Linked DNA regions of Mus musculus: region 1 is linked to region 2. Evidence: chromatin loops called from intact Hi-C (ENCODE). Cell type or tissue: heart. All regions are shown on one strand. Links, peaks and the distances in the headings refer to the core of each region. The heading gives the core; the rest is flanking DNA.

Region 1 (2,907 bases), core at 205-2,704, 77 kb after region 2:
TCCCAGTAAAGAAAACAGGGTTCTCTCACTATTCCCTCTCTTTGTTTTGTTTATTTTGCTTTATTTCATTCCTTCAAAGGTGGTTTTTAGTTGTGGATAAAATGTAATGTCAACAACAGTTTACCAAAGCTTATGCCTGCCTGCACCTCCCGCTGTTCCCTCTCTGCTCGGCTGGGCACCGCAGCTGCAGGAGACTGGACCCGCTTCCCAGCTCCCAGCATGGGACACGGACACACACACACACACACACACACACACACACACACACGCTCCAAAGCACAAGGAGGAGCGTTGACCTCTTAGGAGATGTCCCCAGAGCCAAAGAGACAGTCGTGGAGTATTATTTCTGTCTCTTCTCACCTTCATCTCTCACCTGTTCCGAACCAGCCATTTGGAATGAGCAGGCTAAAACAGAAATCAACGATTTGTATTATTTTATGCTAGACTATCATTAAGACAGAAGCTTGCTTGCCACCCCAAGGAACTGAGGGTATCAAGCACAAGGCAGTGAACGTTTTTAGAACTATAGCTCCTGTATGGTCACATGGCTTTTTATACTCAGATTTCAGAGAAACGGGCGACATTTCCCACACACACAGGCCAACATCCCGATTCAGCCAGCCACAGAGCACTGCAGGGTGGATGCGTTCCAGTTCACTGGGGTTTGGAACAGCAGCTCTCATCCCCGGAGAAGGGATTCTCTGTGGAGGCTGAACTAGCAGTGTTCAAGCGTGGCTTGTGGCTGGCACGTAGGCCATCGGGGATCATCTGTGCTCCATCCTGCCAGACCAGGGCAATCCTGGGGAGGGCAGGGATTTACTGCCCACACGGGAGCAACAAGAAGCCATTTCTCTCACTCAGCTTCTCGGGCTCCTTTTGTCTGCAAGGACTGCCATTGCCCCAACCAGTTCAGTATCTAACTTATCATGTCTGCATTCTTCCCTAGCAGTCCAGGCCTGTCTGCTACCAGGAACAGGTGCCAAATCGGAGTATGGAATTTTCCCGGCAGGCCTCAGGGACTGCCTGCTGCCAAGGCAACTGTGGTTGGGTCGGGAATACTATCAAACCACAGATCTGGAAAAGGAAGGCCAGGCCACCCTTTCGGCTTGAGTCAGCTCAGGTACAGGCTGTCCCTTGAGGAAAGGCTCCCCTATGCCAAACACAGACAAGGACTGCAAACAAGGTTGGTTCCCACTGGGCAGCTTCCCAGAACTAGGCCAATTCAGGCCCTGTAAGGACAAAGGAGAGAGGCTTTTCTGGGAAGGCCACAGCAGGCTCTGCCCAGTAGGAGCAGCAAAAGCCACATCATTTCTAGGGAAGCCCCAGACACCTGTGTTAATGAGTGTCTGAGGTGAGATGGAGACCTTTGTGGGTGCCAGGAAGAAAAAGAAGCAGAGCTGTGTTGTGTATAGATGTAGTCCTGGAATCAGGACAGCAAGAACAAAGCCAGTGACATCCCAGAGCTGAGGTCAGAAGTCCAAGCTGCTGTGGCCCAGTGTATCGCAAGCACGAGGACCCAAGTTCAGTCTCCCAGAACTCACGTTGAAAAGCTGGGTGTGGTGGCACACACTTGTAATCCCAGAGATGCGGAGGCAGAAGGAGGTGGATCCCTGGGGCTCACTCTCCAGCTAGCCCAGCCTAACCAGTGGACTCAGACTCATGAGAGCCCCAATCTCAAACAATAGCAACAGCAAGTAAAAGCCCTAAGGTGCGCAGCACCTGGGAAATGCCAGCTGAGTTCTGATTCAATGCAGGTGTACAAATGCGTGGTCATTTCTATACAGTGCATGGTTACACATGGCCCACACATGCATGGTCACCCCCTCCCTCCATATATGTATATGTACATCCCTATACAGTGTACTCCCTCTCCCCCTTTCCTCCCCTGCCTCTGTTTGTCTCCCAGCCAAATAGGTAGACATGGAGAAGCAAGTGTTTTGTTTTTTTTTTTCTTTTCTGTGGTGTATATGATATATGTACATGAGTGTGTAGGTTCGTGTACCCTGTGCACCATCAGGTGTCTTCCTCTATTGCTCTTAACCTTATCCCCTTAAGATAGAGTCTCTCACTGGACCAGAAGACCATATTTTTAGCTAGGCTGACTGGCCAGCGGCCAGCAAGCTCTCAGAGTTGACCCATCTCCACCTTTCTGATACCAGTGCTACAAGGCACAGTGCAGTCACATCCAGATCCTCACAAGGGTGCTGCGATTTGAACTCACGTCACTGTGCTTGAAGAGCAAGTGCTCTTACCCACTGAGCCACCATCTCCAAGCCCAGGAGAAGAAGCAAGTTCTTTGGAGCCTGTCAGGAACAGGTCGACACTGCCAGCATTACCCACTAGGGCTCAAGTCTTCTTATCCTGTGGAAGGAGCCCCACCCACAGCCAATATGGTGGGCAGCACAACTGGACAGGTGGGAGACTTGTAACTAGCTTTCTTTTCTCTTCCTGGGCCCTGAGAACTTGGCTGTGATTCTAAGACCACTTCCAAGGTGGTGAGGCCATTGAGGGGCCATCAGCTTGGGAACAGGAAGGTCCACCAACCCCTGCTGTGGCTTTGATTGTTAGAGGTGTTACTTAGCCTGGCTTCACACTCTCTTCTGATGCTTTTCCTCATTTTTTTTTTTTTTGTACATTTCTTTAATAGGATTAAGAGGTTTCTGACTTAAAGCCTAAAATTGCTCTTAGGATGAAAGGCAGATTCTGTGGCTGTACGGGCAGCACGGTGTCAAACCCCCTTCTGCTGGCAATGATGAGGTTTCCTCTCTAGTCACCACGGAAAGGTAGAGGACGATGTACCTGGCCAATAACTTTTGCGCTATTCTTTGGTGTTATTTTATTTCCCTAATGGATAAAAGTGTTGATCCTTTTTCTTTTTTTCTTCAAATGTCTCTCTTTGGTTTATAT
Region 2 (2,847 bases), core at 348-2,847:
CTGCACACTGTACTTTGTCCTAAATGGTACTGCACGAAGGTATACAAAACCTTACCCATTTAAAGTTTGAGAATAGGTTGAGATCGTTTCGGCCCCAAGACCTCTAATCATTCGCTTTACCGGATAAAACTGCGTACGTCGGGAAAAGAGCGAGAGCGCCAGCTATCCTGAGGGAAACTTCGGAGGGAACCAGCTACTAGATGGTTCGATTAGTCTTTCGCCCCTATACCCAGGTCGGACGACCGATTTGCACGTCAGGACCGCTACGGACCTCCACCAGAGTTTCCTCTGGCTTCGCCCTGCCCAGGCATAGTTCACCATCTTTCGGGAAATAACCAGGTTTACCCATCTCTTCTGAGCCTCCTGGAGAGCACCAGATCTATAGCTGCCTGTCCTAGCACATTGCAAGTGCTAAAAGTAGCCCTTAAAGGTTGCCTGGGTGCAACTGTCCATCTCTATCCAGCATGCCAACACCCCCTGGACATTTAGCAAGTGTGAAGACTCACTGGGAGCCTCATAGACACTATTATTTAAACACAGGGTGGTGCACACTTGTGATCCCAGCACTTGGGAGGTGGAGACAGGAGGATTAAAAAGTCAAGGTCTTCTGTGGATACACGGCAAGTCTGAACCCAGCCTGGGCTGCATGGGACAGTCGCAAGATATAAATGAGAACAAAGGGCTTTTAAAGACAAACAAGCATGCGAGGTGTCATGATTAGCCCAGCCTCTCTACAAACAGTTATTTCATTGTTGAGTTTTAATTAATTATTATTGTGTGCAGCCATGTGTATGGTCTGAGAGTCACACGTGTGGAGGTCAAGGGTTCATCTCTGAGGAGTCATAGATAGCTTCCACTGTGGATCCTGGAAATCAAAATGAGGTCAGCAGGTTTTCCCAGCTCAGTCACCTCACTGGCCAGGAACAATTATTTTGAATGCGAGTACCTCAATAAGAAAAGAAGTTTTTTATTTTTCTTTTCTGGTTTTTTGTTTGTTTTTCTCTTTCCTTCCTTCCTTCTTCCTTCCTCCCTCCCCCCTCCCTCCCTCCTTGCTCCTTTCTCTCACCCTCCCTCCTTTCCTCCAGTGCTCCCTCTCTTTCTCCCTCCCTTTCTTCCTTGTCGGTTGGATTACATTAAAAAAAAAAAAAAAAAAAAAAGCTCAATTTAACTTTTGTCAATGACTCCACAGCTTTTATTTAGTGCAGCCGAGCCCATTTTGGATTCAGTGATCTATTAATTAAACACAAGCGGTTTAAGCATTCATCACCTTGTCTTGTACTTCCTGGAAACAAAAAAGTAAAGCAGGCTGGCATTCCCATCACACAGGCCCTGGGCGCCAGGTCCCTGTGCGTTGGCAGTTGGCGACCCCCCTCGGGTCCCCCTCCTGCCAGTGTTTTCCACTTTTGCTCAGCCCAGTCTCAGCAGACTGGGCAGGCCCAGCAGCAAGGCCCAGGCGCAGGCACCACCGAGGGAACATGGGGCGCAAGCCGAGCCCCAGGGCTCAGGAGCTGCCTGAGGAGGAGGCGCGGACCTGCTGTGGCTGCCGCTTCCCGCTGCTGCTGGCACTGCTGCAGCTGGCGTTGGGCATCGCGGTGACCGTGCTGGGCTTCCTCATGGCGAGCATCAGCCCCTCCCTGCTAGTCAGAGATACTCCGTTCTGGGCTGGGATCATTGTAAGCATCAAGTCTGTTCGGCCTAAGCACCAGCGGGCATGCGAGCCGCATGGTGGAGTGGAGACTAACCCAGCTGCATGCGCCCCCACCCTGGCTGCACCCCTAACTGCTTGGAGATTGACTTTGGGCACACTTGGGCTCCCCAGAGGAAGGCTGGGAGCAGGATTCTGGCTTTCGCCTGCCTGAGGCTTCTTGCTCCTCCCAGGGCTCTGACTCAGTCTACAGGGGAGGCCCCGTGGACATCTCGCATAGCCTCAAAGATAACTGCAGGCCCACCCTGTGTGGCTTGGTCCTTGTCTCATTCCCCAGGCCCCACGTGCGTCTGCATAAGTAGCACTGAATGAAGTTCATCCTGGGAAAAGCAGGGTAGGAAAACCTTAAGTTGGAGTTGCCACACTGGCTTTGTTAAACTACAGTTCCCTTGTAAGAGTCATGAATCACTTTCCTAAGGCAGGGCTGGAGACGACTGCAAGCACAGGCTTAATCCACACAGTGTAAGGTGGGCTGAAGCTTTGCTGGCTCCAGTGGAGTTCATTTGGGGTTGTACTAATGCCAGATGCACAGTACTCTGTTGGTGTGTGAGTTCTTGAAAGTAAAATAGATACGGCGTACGGAATACCTACTGTATGCCGGCTCTGCCAGAGATCTCCCCTGTGTTTGTAACTTCACATCTTATGGGACAGTCCTCAAGTTAGAGAAACCAGGCTGGCCCCGCCCAAGGTCATGAGCTGGGAAAGCAAAGGCAGGACTGGCTTCTCTGTAGCCGAATTCTGGCTATGCTAATACTTACCTTATTATCTAAAGCCAATGCTAAATTCTCAGGCTGTCTCGTTTGACCCATGCAACGGTGGGGATTGTTATTCCACTCTGGACACGGGGAAGCCCATTAAGATACCTGACGTCCTCAAGCCCAGAAGGTAAACGTGGCAGAGTCAGGAGAAATGAACATGGCCCCTTGGCCTTCCAGCTCCCCTCTATCCTTACTGTTGCTGACCACACACACACACACACACACACACACACACACAACCCAACATAATTTTGTATGGGACAGAACCTGAAGACACCTGATGCATATTCATAGGTGCAGATATTTTTAAATTAAGATTATTCAAACTCACAAATCTTTGCAGAGTAATTTAAAATGTTTAATTTGTGTACTGAGAATTCCCTT

The links. A loop is a pair of places that touch in the nucleus more often than their neighbours do. Peaks named below come from ENCODE experiments on the same cell type or tissue, not always from the same donor. Only the 100,000 strongest peaks of a DNase experiment are listed, where the experiment ranks them.
Region 1: a loop joins it to region 2, with 7 times the contacts of the local background. A loop is called at or near these places in 2 of 42 quality-filtered maps.

The regions. Positions count from the first base shown.
Region 1 is chr6:146,009,502-146,012,408 of GRCm38, forward strand. The region is part of intron 2 of Gm32838 (a long non-coding RNA gene); the gene reads left to right. The region is part of intron 1 of Gm32914 (a long non-coding RNA gene); the gene reads right to left. Among named protein-coding and RNA genes, the nearest start is that of Gm32914, 3.1 kb to the right of the region's middle. In heart, for the core only: a CTCF peak has its summit at 1,281; DNase peaks (open chromatin) are centred at 690 and 1,170; H3K27ac peaks cover 1,534 bases.
Region 2 is chr6:145,932,699-145,935,545 of GRCm38, forward strand. Sspn (sarcospan) reads left to right here and starts at 1,424. Exons shown (of 3, transcript NM_010656.3): 1 at 1,424-1,673. The coding sequence starts at 1,476. In heart, for the core only: no CTCF peak of the experiment used is centred there; DNase peaks (open chromatin) are centred at 1,483 and 2,313; H3K4me3 peaks cover 1,489 bases; H3K27ac peaks cover 2,432 bases.